2 separate regions of the Homo sapiens genome follow, and region 1 is linked to region 2. Evidence: chromatin loops called from intact Hi-C (ENCODE). Cell type or tissue: HCT116. All regions are shown on one strand. Each heading gives the region's core, and the rest is flanking DNA. Links, peaks and the distances in the headings are about the cores only. Region 1 overlaps MRC2 (mannose receptor C-type 2). Region 2 overlaps TANC2 (tetratricopeptide repeat, ankyrin repeat and coiled-coil containing 2).

The links. A loop is a pair of places that touch in the nucleus more often than their neighbours do. Peaks named below come from ENCODE experiments on the same cell type or tissue, not always from the same donor. Only the 100,000 strongest peaks of a DNase experiment are listed, where the experiment ranks them.
Region 1: a loop joins it to region 2, with 2.6 times the contacts of the local background. A loop is called at or near these places in 2 of 110 quality-filtered maps.

The regions. Positions count from the first base shown.
Region 1 is chr17:62,667,939-62,676,269 of GRCh38, reverse strand. MRC2 (mannose receptor C-type 2) reads right to left here. Exons shown (of 30, transcript NM_006039.5): 7 at 4,433-4,621; 8 at 4,118-4,272; 9 at 2,100-2,207; 10 at 365-480. Among named protein-coding and RNA genes, the nearest start is that of MARCHF10-AS1, 34 kb to the left of the region's middle. RefSeq lists enhancers at 3,655-3,724, 3,972-4,472, 4,473-4,973, 5,293-6,051, 6,052-6,811 and a silencer at 3,668-3,962. In HCT116, for the core only: a CTCF peak has its summit at 3,789 (motif pointing left); a DNase peak (open chromatin) is centred at 3,779.
Region 2 is chr17:63,077,684-63,086,014 of GRCh38, reverse strand. The region is part of intron 3 of TANC2 (tetratricopeptide repeat, ankyrin repeat and coiled-coil containing 2); the gene reads right to left. Among named protein-coding and RNA genes, the nearest start is that of TANC2, 120 kb to the right of the region's middle. In HCT116, for the core only: a CTCF peak has its summit at 3,563 (motif pointing left); a DNase peak (open chromatin) is centred at 3,574.

The sequences.
Region 1 (8,331 bases), core at 158-8,157, 410 kb after region 2:
CAAGAAAGCAGGGACGCCTGGGAGCCCTGCAGCTGATTTATGGAACCCCCAGCTGCCCCTTCTATTCTCTGCACCCCTTGCTTTGCTGAGAAGAAAGTAGAGAAAATCAGACACAACCAAGGCCTCTCTTTCTCAAGTATCCAGCCCACACCTGTGCCTGCCCGGGCCCTGCCCTACACTGGGGTCACTTAACAAGTGAGAGTCATTCTTCTGACAAGATTTTAAAATGCCCTGGAGCCCACTGAGGTTCACAGGACTCCAGGTCCCTCTGGGCATGATGGCAGATGCTACCCTGTTTGCTGAAGGGACCACAATAGGCCCAGACATGGGCAAGGGCTAGTCAGGGCACCCGCCCCTGCTGTACCTGTTGGTGATGGTGACCAGCTGAGAGCCATGGTCAGTGCACAGGCGCCGGGCCTCACTGTAGGTCACTTGGTCTTCTCCCAGCCAGTAGCAGGATGGGCTGTGCCACGTCCAACCCTGGCTCAAGAGTGGACAGAAGAGGGGTGTCTGTAGGGAAGATGACTCTCCACCCTCACCCATAAATCCTGTGGTGGGAGATGCCATCAGGGACATCACTGAACGTGCTCAGGACGGAGGGGACTGGTTTGAGTACTGGGCTGTGTTCTGCACCTCGTTTCTCCACATTCCCCCTCCACCATCACCCACAGCTGTGGAAGCTGGGGTGGAGGCCCAGCCCCAGCGTGGCTGATTGGCAGGCCACCAGCGACCGGCCAGTGACCCGGCTCGGGAAGATGAATGGCCCTTCAGGCTCCTCTCTTGGGCATTTAAACCAAGAGACACAGTGGGGAAATTACTGTTGGCTGGGAAACCACAGCTAAAGGCTGGGGAGAGCTGCCAGGATGGAGAGGGGATGGGCAGTCCTCGAGGGCCTGGCAAAGCTGGAGTCGGCGCAGGATGCTCCTGGCCCGGGGATGGCAGGAGGGGCTCAGAGACGAGACCCTGGCAGGCGAGGCTGGCAGGAGCCAAGGCAGAAGAGAAGCAGATGTGGTATGTGTGGTGGGGGCCTCATCTGCTGGCAGGGGCTGTGCCAAGACCCCTGGTGATCCTGGGCTGTTAACCATGGACCCTCAACACTCCCCACACAAATTCCAGGCTGGCCTTGGTGCCAGAGAAGTTGGTAATTCCTCTCTACTCCTCCCTTCACCTCTTCGCAGCCATGACACAGCCCCTGGGCCAGGCACTGTCCTTGCCAGTCCACAGACTCCGCAGCTGGGCTCTGCTCTCCCCTCTGCTTCCTCGCCCATGGGGCCATGCCTGTTAGTGTTTCCTGCTCATTTTCTGGGGGAGGCTTTGGGGTCCAGGTGGGTGTGGTAGGGGCTTAATCCAAAGGAAAACAGAGTGAGGAGCCAGCCTGGCTGCAAGGGGCTGCTGGGGGGGGCCAAGGGCCAAGCAGTGTCTTTTAGAAGCAAGCTCCCCGCACCCATCACAGCATTTGCACCCCTGCTCCACTCCCTGGAGGAGGAGAGGGTCTGTCACCCCCTCACACCCTCAGTCACTCACCCCCCACTCACTTACACAGCTTTCATTCCTTGACACCCCCCCCCTCAACCTCCCTAAACATCCTCTAGAAGCCCACTGGGGCTGGGAACACAAGGAGGGGGAAGGTGCAGCCCCACCCTGAGTGGCCTCACTCCTCCAGGGGAGACAGACCAGCACACGCCCTGTGTCAGACGGCAGAGGAGGGGGAAGTCAGGACTGGCGGTGCACAGGGGCCACACTTCACTTCGGCAGCCACTGCTTGACATGACTAGGCTGGACTCTGAGGGGGCACTCGGGGGTAGACCAGCCCCCACCTCCCTGTTCTCTGCTGTCTCGAGGAAGTGGCTTCCCCCATGGGGAGGGACTCAGGACTGGGCTGGGGGTGGGGAGCTCTGCTTCCTCCCAACAGCGCCCACCCGTCCCATCCCATCCAGTATCACTCCTTCAATAAAGGAGCAGTTTGGAGAGCTCAGGGAAGGGGGTGCCGACGAGAGGGCGATGCCATGCGAGGCAGCAGGAGTTCATCCACCTCTCCCTCCCCTGGTAGCCCCTCTGACAGGTGGCCCCACTCAGGGCAGCTCCAGAAACACCCTCACCTTCCGGCAGCCATGGTCCTCCTCGGCGGCCCCCTGGCTCAGCTGGCCTGCCTTCTTGCAGATGGATGGCAAGGACTGGTTACAGGGACTGTCGTTCCAGCGGCCTTCCTACGGACACAGGGTGAGGAAGAATCTCAACCCCCACCTCCCCATAAATCTCCCAAATCCTTCTTGGAATCTGGTTCCTAGAGCTGGCCCTGTCTCTGACTTACTGTGTGATTCTGACATGTCTGTGTCCCAGCTGTGCAATGGGGAAGGCGGGATGAACCCATAAGCCTCACAGGGTGGATGAGAGCACAAGCAGTTCATGTGCAAACGCCTTGAAACTTAACAAGCATTGTCTAAATGGGAAAGGCATCCTGGCCCGGCGCGGTGGCTCATGCCTGTAATCCCAGCATTTTGGGAGGCCGAGGTGGGCGGATCACTTGAGGTCAAGAGTTCAAGACCAGCCTGGCCAACATGGTGAAACCCCATCTCTACTGAAAATACAAAAAGTTAGCCGGTTGTGGTGGTGCATGCCTGTAATCCCAGCTATTTGGGAGGCTCAGGCAGAAGAATCGCTTGAACCTGGGAGGCAGAGGTTCCAGTGAGCCAAGATCGTGCCATTGCACTCCAGCCTGGGCGACAGGGTGAAACTCCATCTCAAAAAAAAAAAAAAAAAAAGGAAAGGCGTCCTTTTACATTATTGATAACTCGTTTTATAAATATCAAAAACAAACTGGCTAAGATTGTTAGAGTAACTGATGGCAGGATAGACAGCTTGGATTCCCAAGGCGTCTAGCTAGTGCCTGCAGGGCCAGAGTGTGCAGAGGCCAGTGTGCCCAGACCAGAATCTCAGCTGATGAAGCTGAGGAGGAATTTAGTCCTCGGCCCCTGCTTCTGTCTTCGCCCTCCCCAGTATCCACAGGCCCCCAGCCAGCAGTATGTCTGTCTCTAAGCTCCATTCTGAGGGCAGGCGTGTTTGTGTATCCTAGCACCCAGAAAAATGACTGGCACATGGTAGATACTCAATACATAATTGTTTTAAAATTCTTAAATAGCATCCCCTAAGGCAAATGACTGCCACTACAGTCCACAGCACTGTTTGCAGTATGTGACAGCAGAACATCCTGTCTGTCCCTAGGAAGGGTGGTCTGTGTCCCTACGGCTTTCTCCTTTTTATTTTATTTTTTTTTTTTTGAGACAGGGTCTTGCTCTGTCACCCAGGCTGGAGTGCAGTGGTGCAATCTCAGCTCACTGCAGCCTCTGCCTTCCAGGTTCAAGCGATTCTCTTGCCTCAGCCTCTGGAGTAGCTGGGATTACAGGCATCTGCCACCACGCCTGGCTAATTTTTGTATTTTTAGTAGAGATGGGGTTTCACCATGTTGGCCAGGCTGGTCTCGAACTCCTCACCTCAAGTGATCCGCCTGCCTCAGCCTCCCAATGTGCTGGGATTATAGGCATGAGCCACCACACTCAGCTGGCTTTGTCCCTTTTTTAAGGGTCTTTCATCTCTGCTTGAAGCCCTCCATCAATTCCTTCACTTACACCACATCTAAGCCCAAACCATGGCAAATTGTCATAAAACCCAACAATCTCTTGAGATGACAGGACCCTGGACTGGGTAGAGCACTGGGGGCGAGGGCTGGCAGAGTGCAGCCCTGCTTGCAAAGTATCTGCACATAATGTGGGTTCTGATGCCACCTTCTGGCAGGGAAGGGCAGCTGGGAGGAGACCAAGAATGCGCCAGGCACTGTGCCTAAGGTTTCACGAGAATTAACTCCTCTGATCTCCCCAGTGACCCTCTAGTAACTTGCCCAAGGTGACTTGGCTACTTGGAGGTGGAGGTGGAGGTAGGATTCAAGCCCCGGCAGTCTCTCACATGGAAGGGAAGGCATTGGTGGGGAGGAGGGGGACTGCTGAGAGGTAAGAGGTTCCAGGCAGGTTCTGATAGTAACTAGGATGTCCTTCAGCTGGGGTGGCACCTGGAGGTTGGGGGTGTATTTTGTGGCCCTGTGATAGGGAGAGGGAGATCTCACCGGGCCCCAGATGGTGACACAGTCCTCCAGACTGTCCCGGAAGTTGTTGGGCTCAAAGGGGTGCCAGTGGGTGAAGCTCACAAGGCTCCCGTCAGACCACTCAAAATTCATCTGCAGTTTCAAATCGTTGAGGCCGATCCACAGCTCCTCCACCTCTGGGGGTGCAGCAGGAGAGGAGGGGAGAGAAAACATTGAGAGGTCAGCCTCAGCCACCAGTAGGGAGGAAGGAACATTCTCTGAGGCTCCTGGACAGGATGGGTGGGGCAGTGGGAGGCCCTGCCCTCCACCCAGACACGTGGGCGGGCAGCTCCTCACCTTGCTTGATCTGCTTGGTGATGAATTCCAGCTCCGCCATGCTGTGGATGCTGACCAGGTCGCCACCGCCCCGTAGACATGCCTTCTTGGACTCCTGCCAGCTGCGCTTCTCGGCCTGCAGGCGGTAGCAGTGGCCCTGGAAGGGCTGCCAGCTCGGCTCGCACTCCACCTTCACATTGGCCCACCTGTCTGCAGAGACCCATGAGGCTGCTGCTCAGGGACTGAGCCGCCCAGTCTGGGAACCAACCCACTGGGTTGACGTCAACACAGGCGAGGCCTCCCAGTCACCTCCTCTCCAAACTCTCCCAGATCAATCCCGGTCCCCACCACAGGTCTTGGAAATGCTAAAAAAACACAAAACTTTACAGGGCTGCTGGAGCCCCGGGACAGAGACCCAAGTCGTGGTGGCAGATTCCACCCAGGACAGAACACTTCCTCTGGCTGTGGCTCTCAGAATACGATGGGTGGGCCAGGCATGGTGGCTCAGGCCTGTAATCCCAGCACTTTGGAAGGCTAAGGCTGGAGGATTGCTTGAGCCCAGTAGTTCAAGAACAGACTGGGCAACAAAGGGGAGACCCCATCTCTATAAAAAATAAAAAATTAGCCAGGCATGGTGATGTGCGCCTGTGGTCCCGCTACTCAGGAGGCTGAGGTGGGAGGATCACTTGACCCGGGGAGGTCAAGGCTGCAGTGAGCCATGATTGCACCACTAAACTCCAGCCTGGGCGACACAGCAAGACCTTATCTCAATCAATGCATCAATCAATCAGTCAATAAACGATGGGTAGAAAGGACAAACCAGCCCCATGAACCTCAGTTTCTCCCTCTGTAAATGGGGTTTCCTGCTATGAGATTCAAGCTTGGCTTATGGCCCCCTGCCTAGTAAATGGAATCACTGTTATTCTCTCAAATAACATTTATTGAGCACCCACTCTGTGCAGGTCTGGGAAGCCCAGGAGGGAGAAAACTGGGAAACGGGACCTTGAGCCACTAATGGGGCCCAGGCAAGCCCACCAGGAATCTGAGGTCTTGGTGGACGGGCAACCGAGAACATTAGGAGGTGCTCAAAGTCACTACAGATCGGCCCCATCCCCCAGCTGGGACTCCTTCCCCGCTCCTAACTCCTAACCCTGAACCCCAGGGCTGAGAAATCCACCCGTCCCAGGCCCTCCCTTGCCCCGATTTCCATGCCTTTCAGGTTCACCTTCTAGGGGTTGGGATCCGAGGGCAGCTGAGGCAAACAAGCCCTTACTTGGTCTTGGCAAGAGAAAACAGGACTTCACCAAACCACCCACAGTGTCATGCTCGGGCAGGATTCTGCCTAGTCGGGCAGGAAACTGCGCGCCCACTAGAACACGGCCTCAGACTGGGATTCCAGTGGTCCAGCCACACCTGCTCCTGGAGACCCGGCAAAGCTGGGCGGACTGAGAGCCCGGTGGGCTCGCTCTCTGGCTCAGGACCTGTCAATCATCTCTTGTTAGCCAATGAGCTAAGACCTGAGGCTGCCGCCCCAGACAAGCGGATTTTAGTGGCTGCTGAGACCCGAGGGGCCTCAAGGACCGGAAGGGAGCTTGGGAAATGTGGATGCTTTGGGGACACGACGGGGCGCCTGCCTTCGAAATGACAGGACTTAAGTGATGAGACCGGGAAAGCAGAACCTGCCTAGAATATGCCTCGTGCAGAGAGATATGGGCTGGGCAGAGGGGCGGAAATCCGAGGCCTTACATCTGTCTGCAGGTCCGGGAAGACCCAGAGGACAGAGGACTTGGTAAGGGGCCACAGATAGGCTAGGCATGCCCACACCCGGGCCTCCCAGCGGGCCCCTTCCTTCAGAAAGGTGCTTGTGGGAGGACTGGACTAGGGCCCAAGGCTCCCTCCAGCTAGAGGTGGAGGTGCCCTAGATCGGGTTGCTGACGTTTCAAGCTTCTGCTCCTGGCCCCTTACGGAATGGGAGATAAAGCAGTGGTCAGCAGTCCTGAATCAGGCCAGAGCCGTGGCTCACGCCTGTAATTCCAGCACTTTGGGAGGCCGAGGCGGGTGAATCACTTGAAGACAGGAGTTCGAGACCAGCCTGGGCAACATGGTGAAACCCCATCTCTAAAAATACAAAAAAATTAGCCGGGCGTGGTGGCACACTCATGCCTATAATCCCAGCTACTCGGGAGGCTGGAGCATGAGAATCGCTTGAACCTGGAGATGAGAATCGCTTGAACCTGGGAGGCGGAGGTTGCAGTGAGTGGAGATTGTGCCACTGCACTCCAGCCTGGGCGACAGAGCGAGACTCTGTTTCAAAAAATAAATAAATAAAAATAAAAATAAAAAGGCGGGGTGCGGTGGCTCACGCCTGTAATCCCAGCACTTTGGGAGGCCGAGGTGGGCAGATCACCTGAGGTCAGGAGTTCAAGACCAGCCTGGCCAACATGGTGAAACCCCGTCTCTACTAAAAATACAAAAGTTAGCCGGGAAGTAGTGATGCCCGCCTGTAATCCCAGCTACTCAGGAGGCTGAGGCACGAGAATCTCTTGAGCCTAGGAGGCAGAGGTTGTGGTGAGCCAAGATCGCACCACTACACTCCAGCCTGGGTGACAGAGTGAGACCCTGTCTCAAACAAACAAACAAAAAAACCAGTCCTGAGTCGATCATTGGCAAGACTTCCATGGTCAGGAGCAGAAGTTTTGCTCTGTAAACTCTTTACTGTCTGTAGTTAGTGTTGTGTGTGTGTGTGTGTGTGTGTGTGTGTGTGTGTGTGTGTTGCCATATTTTCTTTGTAAAAGTCTCCTCACCACCCCACAGCTTCGCAGGAAACTGCACAGCCCCTCCAACCTACACCACAGTAAACATCCACAGCCAACTACAGAAAAACTCCTTCGTGCCAGGCCAGATCTCCAGCCTTCCTCACAACAACCTTGCAAGGGGGGTGGCTTCATTCTCCATTTGCAATGAGGACTCTGCACCCCAGAGACTAAGCTGCTTGCCCAGGGCCACACAGCAGTAAGGGGCAGAATCCCTAAAGCAGACCCTGTCCATTGCCCCAACTCCTCCACGAGGCCCCTAAAGCTGTCTCTATGATCACAAACGAGAACCAGACACTCCCTGGCTTAAACATCTTCAAAGGCTCCCCACAGCCTACCTGGCCCCACCCAAACTTGGCCCAGCAGCCAAGACCCTGCAGAGACTGGCTGCAACCTGCCTCTTCTTCACCATGCCCTTTAAGCCAGGGCTTCCCAAACTGTGTCTGCACATGAATCATCTGAGGATCTTGTTAAATGCAGGTTCTGATTCAATTACTCTGGGGCGGGCCTGACTGTGCATTTCTAACAAGCCCTCCGGGGATGCTGTGCTGCTGGTTGGATGACCATACTTGAAGTGGTTAGAATCTATACTCCACCCAAACTGCAACAGGCACCATCCATTTTTTTCTTTTTCTTTCTTTTTTCTTTTTTTTTTTAAATTTATTTATTTATTTATTTATTTATTTTTTGAGGCAGGGTCTCGTCTCGCTCTGTTGCCCAGGTTGGAGTGCAGTGGTGCAAGCGAGGCTCACTGCAGCCTCAACCTTGCAGGCTCAAGCAATCCTCCCACCTCGACCTCCCTAGTAGACAGGCGTGCATCACCACACTCAGCTAATTTTTTAAAAATATTTTGCAGAGACAGGGTCTCGCTATGTTGCCCAGGCTGGTCTTGAACTACTGAGCTCAAGCAATCCTCCTGCCTTGGCCTCCCAAAGTGCTGGGATTATAGGTGTGAGCCACGGTGCCCGGCCATCACTCACCACCCCTTAAAGCTGCAGTGTAGTTCTAGGCCTCCACACCTTTGCATATGCTCTTCCCTCTGCCAGGAATGCCCTTCCCCCACACCTCTTTATATCTTTTAAACTTAGACTCAATTTGAAAGGCCCA
Region 2 (8,331 bases), core at 95-8,094:
ATACCCTGCAGAATCATCCTTCAAAAGTGAAGGAGAAATAAAGACTTTCCCAAACAAAAACAGAAAATTTGTTGCCAGAAGACCTGCCTTGCAAGAAATGTTAAAAGTTCTTCAGAGAAATAAAATGATATAGGTCAGAAAGTCTGATCTACATAAAGAAAGGATAAGCCTTAGAGAATGAATACGTGAAGATAAAGACTTTTTAAAAAATTCTTAATTGTTCTAACACATAAGTTGTTCAAAATAATAATAGCAACAATATATTTGATTATGTATGCTTGTGTGTGCTATGTGTATATGTATAATATACATATACACACACACATACAGACACACATGTGCATGTATGCTTGTGTGTGTGTGAGTAAAATAAATGACAACAATGATATAAGGGATGCCAGGGAGGAATTAGGGATATTTTGTTATTACACAGTATCTGTACTACCTGTGAAATAGTACAGTATTATTTGAAAGTGAACTTAAATTTATGTAAATATATATTGCAAATTTTAGGCAGCCACTAAAAAAGGTGAAAAAAGAAGTGATATAAGAAAGGAAAGAAAATGGAATTATATAAAATTTTGAATTAAAACAACAAATGGCAGAAAAGAGTAGAAGACGAATAGAAACTGTGAAGGGCAACAAACAGAAAATAGTAACAAGTATGGCAGATAATAATCCAACTATATCAATAATCACTTCAAAGGTCAATAATCTAAATATACCAATTAAAAGTCAGAGATTGTAACAATGGGTCAAAAAAACAGACCCAACTAATGTGTTACTTACAAAAAACTAACTTTAAAGGAGTCAATTCCCCAACAAGACTTAACAGTCTTGACTGATGAGTATGTAACAAGAGAGAATCAAAACATGAGGCAAAAATGGATAGAACTACACGGATAAATAGAGGAATATACTATTACACTTGAGACTTTGACAGCCTTCTATCAGAAATGGACAGATCCAGCAGGCAGAAAATCAGTAAGGACACAGTTGAACTCAACAGCACCATCCATCAACTGGTTATAATGGACACCTATGGACTACTTCACATTACAACAGCAGAATACACATTCTTTTCAAGCGCACATGGAATGTTCATTACAAGTGAACACATTCTGGGCAATAAAGTACACCTTAACAAACTCAAAAGAATAGAAATCATACAATGGTTGCTCTAAGACCACAACAGAATTAAACTAGAAATCAATAACAGAAAGATAGCTGAAAAATCCCAAAATACTTGGATAGTAAACACACATTTAAATAACACACAGTTCAAAGAAGAAATCTCAAAAGAAATTTTAAAATATTTTGAACTAAATAAAAATACAACTTTTCAAAATCTGCGGGATGCAGTGATAGACTGAAATTTATAGTGCTTAATATATATTAGAAAAGAAAGATCTAAAATCAATAATCTAAGCATCTATCTTAGGAAACTAGAAAAAGAAGAGCAAATTAAATTCAAAGCAAGCAGAAGAAAAGAAATAATAAAAACTAGAGCAGAAATCAATGAAATTGGAAATGGGAATCAATAGAGAAAAATCAACAAAACCAAGTCCTGGTTCTTTGAAAAGAAAAAAAATTGAAAAGATCAATAAAATTGAGGAGCTTCTAGCCAGGCTAAAAAAGAGAGAGAGAGAAAGAGACACAAATTACTAATCCCAGAAATGAAAGAGGGGTATCACCACAGATTTCATGAACATTAAAAGGATAATACAGGAATATTATAAGCAATTCTACACCCACAATTTGATGACCTAGATAAAATGACCAATTCCTTGAAAAACACAATCTGGCAAAATTCTTACAAGAAAAAATAGACAATCTGAATAGGCCTATAACTATTAAATAAATTTAATCAGTAACTGGTAACCTTCCAAAACAGAAAGCACCAGGCCCAGATGGGTTCACTGGTAAATTCTACTAAACATTTATGGAAGAAATTACACATATTCTCTACAATCTTTTTCAAAAGGTAGAAGCAGAAGGACTACTTCCTAACTTATTCTATAAGGTCAGCATTATCCTAATATGAAAACCAGACAGATACAACAAGAACACTACAGAAATTTCTCTCATGAACGTACGTGCAAAAATTCTCAATAAAATATTTACAAATCAAATCCAAAAATGTATAAAAGGAATTACACACCATGACTAAGTGGTATTTATACCAGGTATGCCAGACTAGCTCAACACTTGAAAATCAATTAACAAAATCAATCACATGAACAGGCTAAAGAAGAAAAATCACATGATCATATCCATATGATCAGATCCATAAAAAGCATTTGACAATATCCAAAAGCCGTCTGAAGACTGAAAACAAATATTATCAGGCAGACTGGGGAAGGAGCACAGAACTTAAAGTTCTGAAGTGGTACTGAGTTTACTATGTTTTTTCCTTGCATTTTACCTGGCTTGGAGAGCTCAAAACTCAGAGAAGTATCTACTGGGTAAGATCAGAAAAAACTCCAAGAGAATCCCTCCCTTTCTGGTCTGAGGACCAGAAAAAGGGGCCCTTATGGCTCCAAGAGACTGGAGGAAATCTCCCCCTTTTTTTCCCTTTCCCCCTTTTCTTCCATCCCAGTTCCCAGGCGGATATGGTAGTGGTGACTGGGCAAGCACCTGAAGTCTGAGAGAAGGGAATCTTTTTCTCTTATCCCAGGAGTTGTGGTCCCAAGGGTGTGAAGTACATCCTCATTGCTGTTGCTTTTTTCTCTGTCTGTTCTCTCATCACTTGGTCTGGATGAAGACACAGCTACAGGAAGTGACTGGCAGAGTAGTTATGTCATGGCTCTGCATGACACGTAGATGACAACAGCACAGCAGCCCCATTCAGGGGTGGTCCTGAAGGAGTGGTGAAGTGAAGAAGTGAAGCCCTCCCTGTGGCAGAAATTTGAGCAGGGCCTGATTGTCCATTTTGATTGTAAGGAGAGATAACAGAGGTACTGTTCTATACTGACTCATGGACAGTGTTTAATGGTTTTACTGGATATTCAGAGACTTGGAACAATTAGAAAACTGATTACAAAGATATCTGGTGTCAAAGAATTTGGCTGTATCTCTTTGAAAGGGAACACACATGAAGTAATCTATGCCCCATGTGAATACCTGACAAAGAGCAAACACAGCAGAGAAGGGGCTGCTTAACCTGGTAAACAAGATGGCCTGTTCTGGGGACTCAGTCAGTCTCAGCCAATGAAAATGGCCTAACCAGCCACTCTACCCTACCCTCATTAACAAAGGGATGGAGTTTATACATGGACTTAGCAAAATGAACTTCCACTCATCAATACTAATCTAAGGCCACAGCTGAATGATCACCCTACAGTCCATACATGTGCCGGGGGACAGGTAGGTACATATGCCAATATATGGTACCATTCATAGGACGATCAGAAAATTACCTCTCTGCTCATTTCTAGCTCCTTGTGATTTCCCCTTCCTTCTTAATAAATCAACTATAAATTTAAAATAAATTTTGTTACATTATTTACCACTTCTGTGTTTATAGTGTGAAGGTTTTCAGGTTTGTCTTATTCTGCCCCCTTGTGGGAACTAGCTCTTCAAACTTTCACTAGGAAAAAAACATTAAAACCAACTGCTCTTCATATGAAACAAAACAAAAAATGTATCAACTCTATAATAATTTTCCCCAGGCTTTACCAATAGATACCTTCCTAATAATTTCTTATCCAACTGTTTATGACCCTTCAAAAAGACTTACAAAGTTTTTTTATAACTTTTATCTCTTACCAGAAAAATTCACATAAGAATATTTTAAAATAAAATCTTTCTAGATGTTCATACCTTTTCTGAACTTCTTTTTTTTGAGATGGAGTCTCGCTCTGTCGCCCAGGCTGGAGTGTAGTGGCAAGACCTTGGCTCACTGCAAGCTCCGCCTCCCGGGTTCATGCCATTCTCCTGCCTCAGCCTCCCAAGTAGCTGGGACTACAGGCGCCCGCCACCACGCCCAGCTAACTTTTTTTTTTTGTATTTTTAGTAGAGACGGGGTTTCACAATGTTAGCCAGGATGGTCTTGATCTCCTGATCTCGTGATCCACCCGCCTTGGGCCTCCCAAAGTGCTGGGATTACAGGCATGAGGCACCGTGCCCGGCCTTCCAAACTTTTTAGTTGTCATGCTTTTATTCCTTTTCTATCATAAAGGTGAATAAGCAAGGAGCGGCTTCTACAAGGCTTCTAGTGTTAATTGGGCCAATTATCATAAGCTAAATAGTCTATTTAATATGTTCTGATACAAAATGTGCTTGGGGCTACGTATTCCAAGAGCTTAAGATTATAAATTAATTATCATAATCACTTTGCAAATCTGAACACTCATATATGCGGAAACAGTGGAATACATAATGGGTTACTTAGACTATCAACCAATATACAGATTTTAAGAAATTAAGAATTTAAGTATGTTCCTGGAGGGATGGCCATGCTATACTGTTAATTGAGAGAGAAGGGGAGAACTAAAACTGCATTTTATTTTTCAAAAACCTTCAAACTGGTTTATATATGCATACGCATCCTTGCATATGCCAGTATGAGCTCAGAGGAAAACATGGAAAGATACAAACTGAATGTAGGTATTTGTTACTTTAGGAGAGTGGAACAGGAAGAAGCCTTAACATATCCTTTTTAAATGTCTACATTGTTTGGTATAAATTAACTTTTTAAAAAATTAATGAAACTATAACAATACATTCTAAGACATATCCCTAACATTCTAAATAATAATGAATTATTGGCCTCAAGTTGGGGCTACGTATTCCAAAAGGCATCTCAAGTTTAATTTTATAAAAATAGTGTTTTAATTTAAAAAATCTACAACAAATTAAATTTCTGAAGAAATACAGAACAAGCAATAAAGATATTTCAGAGGGATTTATCATTTAAGCTCAGATCTTCCAAATATTATCCAACCACCAACAAACAAATATATACTTTATATATCAGAATGAAAAGGTTCTAAATACATGCTACCAACAATACTGATTTGAAACTTGGGATGTAGATAACTATAAAGCCAGAATATAATATAAAATTAATATTTCCTGTAGGAAAATAATAGTACTTTCACAACACTATTCTGATAATTAAATGAGGATTATGCACCTAGTTTACAACCTGGCACATAAACAGAACGGTCTTATTCATTAGTAATGCTACTATACTAGATATATTCTTATACTGAGATAAAGAAATAATACACTGAATATTGAAATAATTTCCTTGTCACTCTACGTAATTAACCACAGTTGGTTCAATAAAGAAATCACTGTAACTTTCCAGACTGAAGAATAATTTGTGTGTTTCAAGAGCATAAACATCTCATTTCTACTAAATATTTTACATATTTGCAAGGAAAGAGGATCAGAATATAGTATATTTGACAATTTAATATACTAGTTCTATTGACACACCAGCATGTATTAATCAAATAAAGTTGGCTACAAATAATGGAAATCATGCAAAGCCACATCGTCCGCATTTTCCCATCTTCCAGCATGAGCTGGTTTCGTGGACATCATTACACCAGTACACATCTTGTACACCAGAACTCAATGCCTGCATAATGCTATTTTTGCAAAAGAAAATAAAAACTGGGTTTCAATCATATCATGCTGGTTCATCTACCCACTTAATGTCTAGAACCAAGTAAGTTGCTTACATATATATGATCACTAATGAAAAAAATCATTTAATGCAGAAAATGGAGCCAGTAAAACAAACAAAAAAACCAACTCTGATAAAGTAACTCAAGATTTCTGAAATACAGAATCCGAATTCCAGGAATTGTAGTTTCCTTCATCAAACTTGATAACCTAAATACAAGGCACTAGCACTGTTCTGTATGCAAAGACCCTGCTATTAATAAACTCTTACATTACTAGGAAAAATGGAGACCCAATAGACAAATAAGACAAAATATAGTAAGTAATATAGTGCAATTATATATAATACGCTATTGGAAAGTAGAAAATAACCACCTAACCTGCGGCAGTCATACTGGGGTTAAACTAACACAATCAGTTTTACAGTCACATTTCAAGAGCCTGTCTCCCATCTCCTACATATAATAAGCAGAAGACATTGGAGGTCTCTGCCCCTAAACTGGAACAGTGAGTATGAGCATGTTTGAGTCAAAATCCACTGTACCAGAGAGACAGATCAGAGACCAAGGAACTTGTTAACACAAAGGAAAGAAAAGGACCCTCATGCACAGAGGGTAAGACATTGGCACAGTCCAACAGACAACATATATTTCTGCTGCTACTGGAGAAGAAACATGAAATAGAAACTGTATCCACAATCAGGCAGGGCAGATTATCAGGCAGTATGCACCTATATGGGGATCAGCTGTCTACAGCTAGCGTTTGTTCTGAATGAACTAGCATCTGTCCTGGTAGGTTGATGTTCATGCATACTAATTTTAAAATATTTTGAGTGCTATCTATATTGTAATAAAACAGAAGGTTAAGATGAAGTAAGCACACTATGCCTTAACTGAATGTAACTAAAACCCCTGAATATAACTGAAAATCCTGGAAAGAATGATGAACCAGCAATCTGAGACTCAGAAAAGAAAACAATAGTGGGCAAACTGTGGAAGAAAACTAGAACTTAAAGTACAACCAGTTCAGCAATGAGTTTCCAGCTGTTTTTTATGTACCCCAAACCCCAAGCCTGAATCCAAATCCTGGAGCTACACACCAGGAACAAACACAAAGAGATACAAAATAAGTCTTCTCTTTCTGGTTAGAAAGTGGGAATGGAGGGCCTCTATATGGGACTGCGTGAATGGGGGAAATCCCCTGGCTTTTTCTTCTTTTACCTTTCTCATCCAGCCCTGTTCCTAAGCAAGCCCATCTCACAACCAGCAGCTATAGCTGAAGAGACACATAAATCTCTGAGGAAGAGGAATTTTTCTTATCAGAGGACCAGTGGTACAAGGAATGTGACAGAACTGCAAGGAGAAATAGACAAATCCACAGTTATAGCCTGAGATTTCAATATTCCTTGCTGTTCAACAAGTAGAAAGAAAATCGGCAAGAAGATAGAAGACTTAAATAACACTATCAATCAACGTGATCAGGTTGACATTTATAGAACCTTCCACCCTAAAACAGCATAATACACTTTCTTTTAAAGCGCACACAGAACAGTTATTAAAATAGATCATTTCCTGGGCCATAAAACAAGTCTTAACAAATTTAAAATGATTCAACCTACAGAAAGTTTGTCCTCTGATCACAATGAAATTTAAGTAAGAATCAATAAGAGAAAGATATCTGAAAAACTTCCAAATGTTTGGAAACTACATCAACATACTTCTAAATAACACATGGGTCAAAGAAAAAATCAAAAGGGTATTTTTGAACTAAATGAAAATACTACTTATCAGAATCTATGTAACTAACTAAAGCAGTAAACAGAAATTTATAACACTAAATTCCTATATTAGAAGAGAAAGCTTTCATATCAATGACCCCAGATTCTACCTTAAGAAACAAGAAAAAGATAAAATTAAACCCAAAGCAGGCAGAAGAAAGAAAATAATAAAGGACAAAGTATAAATCAATGACATAGAAGACAGGAAAGCAATACAGAAACCAAATACAAAACTGATTCTCTGAGATGTATAAAACTGACAAATCTTTGTCCAAAATGATCAGGACAGTGAGAAAGAATACCCAAATTACCAGTATCAGAAATGAGAATGCTTACATCACTACAGATTATGCAGATATTAAAATGTTTCTCAAGAAGAAACACATAATTTTAATAGTCCTATATTTATTAAATAACTTGAATTCACATTTAAAAACCTTCCAGCAAATAAAATTCCAAGCCCAATTAGCTTCTGAGAAATTGTATCAAACAGTTAAGGATGAAATAATATCAATTCTACACGATGTAGCTTAGGAAACTGAAGAGGAGGAAACTGAAGTTGAAACTTCCAACTTATTCTATGAGGCCAGCATTATTCTGATATTAAAACCAGATAAAGACATTAGAAAACAAGAAAATGAAAAGTCAATATTCCATGTGAATATAGATGCAAAAATAATTTAAATTCTTAGCAAATCAAATACACCAACCATACAAAAACAAAGTCACAGGTCAGACTTGCCCTCCTTTAGAGCATTGTTTCCTATCATAATAGTCCAAATCAAATAAATAATGAAGCTATTTGTACCACATAATTAAGTAAACTGATCACGTTTTCTACTGGAGGTGACTGGCTTGGACATCAACTACTCTGGATTCTGCTAAAGAACTGACGACATTATTCTAACATCTCCTTT